Regions from separate parts of the Mus musculus genome. Here region 2 is linked to region 1. A link is a loop called in an ENCODE intact Hi-C map of the cell type or tissue named here. Cell type or tissue: gastrocnemius. All regions are shown on one strand. Links, peaks and the distances in the headings refer to the core of each region. The heading gives the core; the rest is flanking DNA.

What was found. A loop is a pair of places that touch in the nucleus more often than their neighbours do. Peaks named below come from ENCODE experiments on the same cell type or tissue, not always from the same donor. Only the 100,000 strongest peaks of a DNase experiment are listed, where the experiment ranks them.
Region 2: it touches region 1 in a loop (5-fold over the local background); 15 of 42 quality-filtered maps call a loop at or near these places.

Annotation. Positions count from the first base shown.
Region 1 is chr16:96,041,253-96,046,755 of GRCm38, forward strand. It overlaps Brwd1 (bromodomain and WD repeat domain containing 1), which reads right to left. Exons shown (of 42, transcript NM_145125.3): 18 at 5,093-5,281; 19 at 3,212-3,395; 20 at 1,749-1,842; 21 at 1-131. Among named protein-coding and RNA genes, the nearest start is that of Brwd1, 38 kb to the right of the region's middle. In gastrocnemius, for the core only: a CTCF peak has its summit at 3,061 (motif pointing left); a DNase peak (open chromatin) is centred at 3,078; H3K27ac peaks cover 851 bases.
Region 2 is chr16:96,149,565-96,155,067 of GRCm38, forward strand. Get1 (guided entry of tail-anchored proteins factor 1) reads left to right here. Exons shown (of 5, transcript NM_207301.3): 2 at 2,249-2,414; 3 at 3,407-3,474; 4 at 4,517-4,631. Among named protein-coding and RNA genes, the nearest start is that of Get1, 6.9 kb to the left of the region's middle. In gastrocnemius, for the core only: a CTCF peak has its summit at 2,177 (motif pointing left); DNase peaks (open chromatin) are centred at 1,631 and 2,198; H3K27ac peaks cover 510 bases.

The sequences.
Region 1 (5,503 bases), core at 746-4,745:
TGTCTAACAGAGCCTGAAGATTCATTTCCAGAAGATAATTCACACTGGTCAGCGTTTCTTCTACTATAATTTGCATATTTACGCCTACACGTCCGTTGTCTAGACTGGGACACCAAAACCATCGAATTGGACTACAACATGAAGAAGCATGGGCATCAGTATGACAAAATTGCCATTGTATGGAGTCAACTTTAAATGGCTTTAAAGGAGACAAAGATTAAAAATAATTTTGTTAACTCAAGTCGGTATTTTTTACTTTTAGTTCCTTGGAAAGCTTTAAAAACAGGCCACAGCAGCTCATGAGCCTCATGCCCACACTGCCTTACATGTCCACGATGCCATGAATGACATGAAGCTACACTCAACAGGGAGTCAAGGGCTGGGGTGTACTCAGTTGGTAAATGTCTGAAACCTAGTACAACCCTTAGAGTTGTTCCCAGAATCCCACAGACCTGCGTGCCGGCATACACCTGTGCAATCTCACCACTCTAAAGATAGAAGCTTGCAGTATCTTTGACTATGCAATGGTTTAAAAAAGAAAAAAAAAAGATAAAATTCAGAAGCTTAAAATATAGCTGGGGGCCTGGAGAGTTGGCTCAGTGGATAAGAGCACTGACTGCTCTTCCGAAGGTCCTGAGTTCAAATCCCAGCAACCACATGGTGGCTCACAGCCATCTGAGATCTGATGCTCTCTTCTGGTGTTGTCTGAAGACAGCTACAGTGCACTTACATATGATAAATAGAAAAAAAAAAATCACTGGGTGGGTGAACATATACAGCTCTTCCAAAGGTCTAGAGTTCAATTCCCAGCACAAATGTCTAGGTAATCCAACACCTTCTAGTCTCCACAGGCAAACACACAAATAAATCTTTAAAAAAAAAAAGTTTCCAGGCAGTGTTGGCACATGCCATCAATCCCAGCACCCAGGAGGCAGAAGCAGGTGGATGTCTCTGAGTTCAAGGCCAGCATGATCTACAGAGCATATTCCAGGATAGCCAGGGTCACACAAAGAAACTGTCTTGAAAAAAATCTAAAGACAAAAGTTTGCCAGAAATTTAAGGTCTTCCTTGGCTACAGAGCTTGGAGGCCAGAGAGATGGCTCAGAGGTTAAGAGCACTGACTACTCTTCCAGAGGTCCTGAGTTCAAATCCCAGGAACAACATAGTGGCTCACAACCATCTGTAATTCAAGCCGATGCCCTCTTCTGGTGTGTCTGAAGAGACAGTGTATTCATATAAAATAAATACATGAATCTTTAAAAACAGAGACAAAAAGCTTGGCTACATGAGATATTACTACCTCTTCTATGCTCACCAAAGAGAGGGGGACAAGACTTCCACTGTTGGAGCTTCAAGAGTACAAAGACCTACACAGCAGCCACATGAGCTGTGACAGTGGCTACCTCAGAAAGCCAGTCAGCAGCTGTAAAAGGACAGGAAGACATCTTAATGTATGGTCATTAGACCTAACTGACAGTTCAGCATGGTGGTGATGGTGGCAGAGGTGAGTGCCTTTAATCCCAGCGCACCCAGGAGACACAGGCAGTCTCAAAAAGAAACCCTGTCTCAAAGAAAACAAAACAAAAAGAACTCAATAGTTCTATGTTGGCTTTAAATGCCCAACAAAAGACTTTAAGCAATAAATACTATACTTTGGAAAGCTATTGCTGTTTTTATAAATCACAAAAAACACTGAATTCTAATTTTATGATAATTTCCTCATTCCCAAGAAAGGAGAATCAAGTTACCTTTTGTGGGACCTGGAAAGTCTTCTTCTTTCTCCCTATTACATACAGGTTCCTCTCCTCCTCGCCTCTCTCTATGCGAATGTCTTCCAACCGCCTACAAAATTAAGGCTATGGTGACAGAGGTTCTTGGACTGAGGTACACAGTTAACAGTACATCACTGCAGCTTTAGAGGCTACTGGGCCCACAGCACCTCAAAACAGCACACAAAGCTATTGAAATGAGAAGACGCTTCAGCTGCCCGAGCCCCGCCACTGGCAGGCAGGAGCAAGCGCAGCGCCTCATCACGGTCAAGACTCACCTGGCTACCCCAAAACCACTAACTACAAGTTTAGATTTTATGTATGTATTTATCTTTCTTTTTTTTTTAAGGTTTATTTATTATTGTACATAAGTACACTGTAGCTGACTTCACACGCACTGGAAGAGGGCGTCAGATCTCATTATGGGGGTTGTGAGCTACCATGTGGTTGCTGGGATTTGAACTCAGGACTTTTGAAAGAGCAGTCAGTGTTCTTACTCACTGAGCCATTTTGCCAGCCCCTTATCTTTTTTTTATTAAAAACAAAACCTCAGTTTATGTGAAGACCTATTCATATTAACTACAAAATATTCATTAATTGGCATTATGTATCGACCCATTAGAACCAATACAACTAGACAGCCCATTTCATTGCTTCCAAGCGTCTCCAAGATTATACTTCCTTTCTGCAAATAAAATTAAAAGCAACATTTTTCTTATACAAAGAATTCAACCCCATGTTTTAGGCCTCTCATTTAAACAAAAATAGCAGTGCTACTCATTTCTCTGTCTCCTTATCAAGTCAATAACACTGTTCAGATGATTACAACAGGAATAATTTCAAACCTTGGAGCACGTTACCATAGGCTAAAAATGGCCTTTGTCTTCACTGTGTAAAAGACTCAGGGTCCCTTGGTTCTAATTTGAAAACTCCTAGAAACACCTGACTTGATATAAAATCTCAATGTATCTTAGCCATGCTACATAAGAATGTACAAAGAACAAAAACTGATTTCTAAGAAAATAAATAAATAAATAAATAAATAAAAAGACAAAAAAAGCAAAAAACAAAAACAAAAAACAAAAACCGGCTGGGCAGTGGTGGCACATGCCTTTTAATCCCATCACTTGGGAAGCAGAGGAAGGTAGATCTAAGCTAAAGAAAAAAGAATGAAGGTTTGTCCAGTTTTTTACAGACCTAGTTTACTACTGGATGTTAAGAGTAGGGGCTAGAGAGATGACTCAGCAGTTAAGACCTGATCCAGAGGTCATGAGGTCAAATCCCAGCAACCACTTGGTGGCGCACAACCATCTGTAATGGGATTCAATGCCCTCTTCTGGTGTTTCTTAAGACAGCGACAGTGTACTCACATACATAAATAAAATAAATAAATCGTAAAATAAAATAAAATATAAAATGACATCCTCCTAATAGTTATGGACCTGAACATGCCAGGCGGTGCCTCTGGAACAACTACTCTCCGCTTCCAAGCCTGGAGGTCACGCTCTGTAGCAATCTGACTCCGAGGAGCGTTCTGATGCATCTGACGAACACCTTCAACCTGCCCACTCCGACGGAGACCGATGTTTGGAGGAGACTGAATGTCTAAACTCAGTCTTCTAAAACCTAGAAGAAAAATATCAGGAAGTATTTTTAAAGTATTTCCAGTTATTATGTTCATTTAGCACACAGTAACAGTGCATTCCTCCTACTAGGACACACCTTTTTCCAAACCAGAAAAAGGACAGACATACTAAAAACAGCTATAAGAAGAAAGCTTTAACATAACTAAAACCACAATGTAGAATACTTATCATTAATTGGTAAACTGCCACTTGAACTTTTTCTATACATTCTGAAATTATAAAATACACAAATGTATTCCATTGCATCTTTATTTCAAAACAGTTTGTTTTTTGGGAAAACCTTTGCTAAGGATAGATGCCCCACTAAACTGGGGAAGCTATATAACAAGAACACTGTTACAGTCTAGGCTACTGAGCAGGCAACTAGCAAACCATCTGAACACCGGCTTCGTGGGATCTTTCTCTGTGGGCCTTACACACACACGCACGCACGCACGCACGCACGCACGCACGCACGCACACACGCTACACAAACATAACACAAATATGCACACACTCTCACACAGACATAAAAATTAGAATAATTCTAACAATAAAAATTTTCATAATTACCACAAAAGAGCAGAGATGGCTCAGGAGTTAAGAGCATTTCCTGTTAGTACAAAGGACCTGAGGTCAGGTCAGTTCCCAGCACCTCCATCAGGTGCTCTAACTCCATGAAGGCTACATAGCTCTAAGCACTCTCTTCCAGCCCCGCAAGTACTTGGACACAAACGGCAGACACTCAAACAGGCAAGCACACACACACACAACAGAAATAATCTGGGCTGAAGAGATGGTTCAGCGGTTAAGAGCACTTGCTGCTCTTGTAAAGGACCCAGGTCAGATCCCAGCTCACAACTAGCTGTGACTCTAGCCCTTTTTGGCCTAAATGGGTACTCACAGACATATGCATACATACATGTGCACATAGGTTCCTTCAGAACCATGTCTGCCTGCATGCCATTGTTTTCTGCCACGTCAATAATGAACTAAACCTCTGAAACGTAAGCTAGACTCAAATGTTTTTCTTTATAAGAGTTGTGGTGGTCATGGTATCTCTTTATGGAAATGAAACTCGTAGGACCCCATCAGGCTGTCACCGTGCAGCAGTACCGGAGTCTCCTGGGTCTCTGAGCACACGAGATAAACACTCATCAGTGTCAGTCGTGCTCATTAGAACTCAGCTTCATTTCCATTTTCAAATACCCAGCTTTGCTTCTCTAATTATTTACCAGGGTATAAGAGGATATTGGCCTCTTACCTATTAGGATAGTTTAATAAAACTAAGTATCATTTACCTGTGACATCGTGGCGCTTACCTTATGTTTTTTTTTTTAATCAACACTGACTTAGTAAGAAAGGAAAGTCTCTACTCAACTAGGCTGCACAAAAGACGTGAATGCCAAAGCAAGAGAAAGCTAAAGTAGTTTTCATTTAAAAATAATGTTGTCTGCTCTCATTTAATATACTCTGAAAACCTACCCCACAGCTAAGACCGTTGACAGACTTTCAGAGTACTTAACAAACTTCATATCCACTTATAACTCCTTTTTTTTTTTTTTTTTTTTCTTTGAGTAACAAAGCAATTTTCAGAATACTACTTAGCTGTTCTTGGGTTCTGAGGTGCATGCATCTGGCAATGAAGCCACATCTCTTTATTTTATTACTCTCGCACAGAATTTTATTTGTACTCACTCCCTCTTCGGGGTGTCCCTTCCCCACTGGGAAGTCCATTTGCAGTCCCATCCTGATCCACTCCCAGTCTCTGGTCTTGCTGCTGCTGCAGCTGCCTAATCATGCCATCCAAGACGCTGGACTCTGGGCTTGCATCTCCACTGTCGTTGGTATGCAGGCTTATAATCTGTTCAATCACCTCCCCATCACCTGCAAAGTCACACACTCATCTGTCATCGTGATACATAGGAAGAACAGGCTGGACATGAAGCTCAGGGGTGGTACCCTGAGCAAAGGAAAACAGAAGCAAAGCACTGTGGTAAGGTAGTTCCCAAGAACTAACCTGTTAGGAAGACCCTACACAACAGGGGAGTAACTGAAGTCAGCAAAAAAGACTAAGTACTAAGTCACAAAAAAACTTCAAGTTCCCTG
Region 2 (5,503 bases), core at 622-4,621, 110 kb after region 1:
GCACACTCCCTAAAGGTTTAATAATAGCCTATGTTCTCCCAATTAAACAAGCTGTCTTATTGAAGCCTGTCTCCCGAGAGTCTGTTCTCTCCTCCTGAGGTCTCCTTCCCTGACTGTGCCTCTCACACCCACCCCCACGCTCCACCTCAGGATCTGCTGGTTGTGACCACAGGTCATGTTGCTATGGGGTGGGGAAGCAGAGCCCTAATGACATGTTTCCTGTTTAAGCATCCTTTATAGGGGCCCTGATTTTTTAAATTCAAAGCTTTTGTATTTATGTATGTATTTAATGTGCACTGGTGTTTTGCCTGCATGTATGTCTGTGTGTGTCAGATTCCCTGGAACTGGGAATCTAGTTGTGAGCTGCCATGTGGGTGCTGGGAATTGAACCTAGGTCTTTTGGAAGAGCAGCCATCTTAACCACTGAACCATCTCTCCAGCCTCCCCTCCCCCTGATTTTTCTTTTTTTTTTTTCTTTTTTGCAACCCCACAAAAGAAAAACAAAAACTTGTGGAGATTGTAGCGTGTTGCGCAGTATACCCTTTGTCCACACGTCTTTGCCAGCGAACACTGTAAATGTTCGTTGCAATGAGTCATTACTCTGGTTTGAGGCCTCTGGCTTCTGCTCTCCGTCATTGGGTCCTCACCTGGACTCCTCTGGTGTCCTGTCCTTGCCCTGTGTCATGGAGATGCTGCAGCTTTGGATCTGCAGGATCAGCCACTTCATGTGCTCCCAGAGTTCATGGATTGTGTAGATGTTGGGATGGGTGGGCAAGCTCGAATTCCTGGATCTGGGCCTTGGGGGTAGCTGAGTCGGTCGGCCTGCCAGCTCTCCTGCACCCATACCACCAGGGCAGGGTCTCCAATACTGACCTGGCTAGCCTTCCTGAGTGCTACAGGTGGCAAGGAGCAGGGCCAACTCCAGGCAGCAAGGGATGTGGAGGGGGAGGGAGGTTGGTTCTCTGATTTTGAATGATAGCTCTGTGACTTTTTAAAAATGTTGGCCTTTAAAAATACTTATTTTTTTATGTGGATGGTGTTTGGCCTGCATGTGTGATGTATGTCTGTGTATCATCTGCCTGCATGTATGATGTATATCTGTGTATCACCTGCATTCATGTATGTATGTCTGTGTATCACCTGCCTGCATGTATGATGTATATCTGTGTATCACCTGCATGCATATATGTATGTCTGTGTATCACCTATCTGCATGTATGATGTATGTCTGTGTATCACCTGCCTGCATGTGTGATGTATGTCTGTGTATCACCTGCCTGCATGTGTGGTGTATGTCTGTGCATCACCTGCATGCCTGGTGTCCATGGATTCAGAAGAAGTTGTTGGATCCCCTAGAACTGGAGTTATAGATGGTTGTGAACCACCATGTGGGTGCTGGGATTGCACCCCAATCCTCTAAAAACAAGCACTCTTAGCTGCTGTGAACGTTAGAGACTTTGGTCCATTCCTATTTTTTTTTTCTCCAGGGTGGACCAGATTGGAATAACTCTCCCTTTGAGTGGAGAACAGTGGGCATTAGAGAGGAAGGTTTGCAAACCCTGTTCCTTGTCCACTGTGCAGCCTTCAGGGTGACTCACAGTGCTGGCCCCAGCCCAGGGGCTTTAACTGCGAGTTCCTTATGGGGCCTCGGCTTGTGTGCCTGGACTGTCTGCCGACACTGCCAGGGTCAAGGGTGTGGCTCTGGCTGTTACTGAGGTTGCCTTTCTTTGTGGCAAGCAGAGGGGTCCTCTGAGCTGGGGGTGGTGCCATTGCTATGGGCCAGCTAAACTTTACATACTCCCTCTTTTCATCTTTAAAACCAGCAGAGCTATTTTAAAGATTGGGCAAACAGCAGTTTTCCCCCTGAACCCTTGAAGGTAAGTTGACAGCCCTCTGCTGTTCTGTACTTTGTGAGTGAGCAAAGGTCTTGGCTGTAATACTGGTGACAAACGTGTCACTGACGTCCAGTTTGAAGGCCTGCTTTGGTGTCCCCTCATGAGAAGAGGGCTCTTTCCAGCAGTGCTGTGTTTGGAGGGTCCTGGACAATGCTGTGTTACTGCTCATCCATTTGTTGGTGAGGCTTGTCTCTGGCGATTTCTGCCACTGGCCTGGCCTGCACCTTTCTGCACCAGGGTGTGACCACCTAGTCCTGGGACCCTGACAAGCCCTGACAGGTGGTGGGCGCCACCTGGTGGCCGCTGTGGCATGTATCCGGAACACACACCGATGCCGGCCTCCTCCCTGCCAGATTTCCAGGGTGCTGCAGAAGGATGCAGAGCAGGAGTCACAGATGAGGGCAGAGATCCAGGGCATGAAGCAGGAGCTGTCCACCGTCAACATGATGGACGAGTTTGCCAGATACGCCAGGCTGGAAAGGAAGATCAACAAGATGACGGACAAGCTCAAAACGCACGGTACTCGTCTTGCAGCCATGATGGAGGGAGGGGCGGGTGGGAGCAGGGGGGGTGTCTTTGTGTGTGGATTTGAGGTACATGTGTTACTTCTCGTTTGCTGGTAAACCCTTTGCTTTCTTTCTTGTTTTTCGAGACAGGGTTTCTCTGTAGCCCTGGCTGTCCTGGAACTCACTTTGTAGACCAGGCTGGCCTCGAACTCAGAAATCCTCCTGCCTCTGCTTCCCAAGTGCTGGGATTAAAGGCGTGTGCCACCATGCCCAGCTAACCCTTCTATATCCAGAAATCCTTGTAGACTTTTCTTCAGAGCCAATTTGTCCTCTGCAGATTTTAACTCTTGAGACTGGCACTTTGCTGAGGGCAGTCCAGACAAAGAACACACAGTGAGTCCTCAGGGTACTTGGCACTCTCAGGAGCAGCTCCTGTGTGAGTAGAGGACTGTGCACACTTGAGTCCCAGTATTCTGAGGCAGAGTCAGGCAGCTCACTAGCCAGGGCTTCATAGTGAGGTCCTGTCTATCTGTTTGTCTCTTCTTTCTCCTCCAGAGAGCAATGTGTCCCGAAAGCCCCTGCTGGGCTGTGTAAGGTGGAGCAGGCTGTGCAGAACACAGGCTTGGGAGGGCTGGGCTCCTGTAGGAGGCTCAGAGATGGTGCAGGTTAGAAAATGTGGGTGATGTTTAGCTCTGTCGATGAGTGAGCGGCAAGTGCGTTGGGGAAGAGTCTCTCAGGCTACAGTGACTTCAAGATGCAGGCTGAGTGGGTGTCTACTCAAACAATAGCATAGCCACCCAACTTGAAATTTCGTAAATTGGCAACAGAGTAAGAGATTTATTACACACACTGTTGTCCTGTTTGATGTTTCTGAGTGTGTTGGTTATCAATCAGCGATTAGAGAGAGCGCGTTTAGTGAGGGAAATGTCACTTCCGAGTGTTCAGGTGTGTTCTCAGTTTTGCAGGATTGACTCCTGTTTCACCGTGGTTTTGTTTCCCTTTCAGTGAAGGCACGGACAGCTCAGTTGGCCAAGATCAAGTGGTTTATAAGTGTTGCTTTCTACATACTACAAGTGAGTGTCGCCTGGGCTCTGACTGCACGGCTGTGATTATTTTCCCTTTGCCTGCTTGTGTATGTGCACATGTGTGTAGGCATCTTCCTGTGTGTGCAGGTGCACACGCGTGTACAGAGGCCAGAGGGGGATGTGGTGTCTTTCTTGACTGCTCGGCTCTCCATCCTCTATCCCAGGGCAGGTTCTTTCACGTCAATGTAAAACTTGCCTTGCGATCTAGTCAGTTTGCTTAGGCCAGCCTGCGTCTACCTCCCCAGTGCTGGGATTAAAAGCGTGCACCGACTTGACAATTGCCTTTCTTTTCTTTTCCTCTTTAAGTTTATTCATTTCTGTGGGCGGGTGTTTTGCTTGCATAAATGTTTGCACACCATGTATGTACCTGGTGTCCTTAGGAGTCAGAAGAGGATATTAGATTCCCTGGGACTGGAGTCAGAGACAGATGTGAGTCACCGGGTGGGTGCTGGGATTTGAACCTGGATCTTCTGGAAGAGCAGGCAGTGCTCAGCAGAGCCAGCCATCTTGTCCGCTTCCCGCTCTCCCCCATTTTTCTCACTACCGGGGTGGGGTTGGGGTGGGGTTGTGTTCTTTGCCTTCTGGATGCTGCTTCCGGTACTGCACAGAGACTCATCCACAAAGCCTCGGGCATCCATCCTGCCCTCCTCAGTCCGAGCGTTTCAGCACAGCCTTCAGGACCACAGAAGGTGCTTCTGGGAAAGGAGAAGAGGTGAAACATTAGTTGTCACCAGCTTGGAGCTGACTTGGGTGACAGAGGGATTGTGGAATCCTGGCTGCTTTTATACTGACTGGGGCAGACTCAGCTCACTTAAATAAATAAATAGTGGATGTGTGGCATCTATATTAAAACAGGGAAATGCCAGTTCCCACAAGAAGGCCCACCCCCACCCCCCCTGTCACCAGTGTGAGATGTTTTTGTCTGGAGTTGTGTGTGTGTGTGTGTGTGTGTGTGTGTGTGTGTGTGCACGTTCGCGTACACTCGAGTGATGGAGTTGTGAGGCCCCCACTCACCGCAGGCTTCTTCCAGGCAGCGCTGATGATCTCGCTCATTTGGAAGTATTACTCCGTCCCTGTGGCTGTGGTGCCCAGCAAGTGGATCACCCCACTAGACCGCCTGGTAGCCTTTCCTACTCGAGTAGCAGGTAATTGTTTTCTGGAAATACGGTGGTGGTGGGAGATTAGATGATCTGACTTCATCCTTGCTGTCCCCTCAGCAAGCCGCACCTCTTGTCCCAGCCTTCTGTGGTCTGGAGAAGCTACTTGCCAGGGGCAGAGTTACATCCCCGGTACCCAGAGGCCACTTCTCCCGGTGTCTCCCTCTCTGAGTAGCTTGCTTATCTTGGCTGTTGCCTTTGAGTTTTGAAAGTTCCTTTGGATGTTAAAGGTTATTCATGTCATTGAAGAATGAGTAGACATGTAGGAATATTTTTTCGGGTTGGGTTTTCTTGAGACAGGGTCTCACTGTGTGGCCCTGATTGGCTTGGAACTAGATTTGTAGACCAGGCTAGCCCCAAACTCACAGACATCTATTTACCTTCCCCAGTTCCTAGTACTGGGGTTAAAGGCATGCTCCTCCATGCCCTGGCAACATAGGAACTATTTTTTTAAACCATGCCAGTTGGCATACTTTCAGTCTAGCACTTAGGAGGCAAGCAGGAGGATCTCTGAGTTTTAGGCCTTCCCTCTTGGTCTACATAGGGAGTTTCAAGCCAGCTGTGCTTCAAAAAAAAAAAAAAAAGGCACTCCGCCTACAAAATCCATTTGGTTACAGACAAACCCTTAATGTTTCTGTTTCTTCCAGCCTTTCTTGCTGTCTGTTTTGAAGTGGTCAAGGTCACCTGATGTTTTATCCCTTTTCCCTCGATGTTGCAAGCCCACTCAGGAAAATACCACAGTGGGCGGCTTAAACACACAGACCGGGGATCACTAGGACCCATTTTGTGGTTCATAAGTGGCACCCTCTCAGGGGCCCTTGGGTAGGAGGAGGAAAGTCAGGCTGCACCGTGGAGGCTTC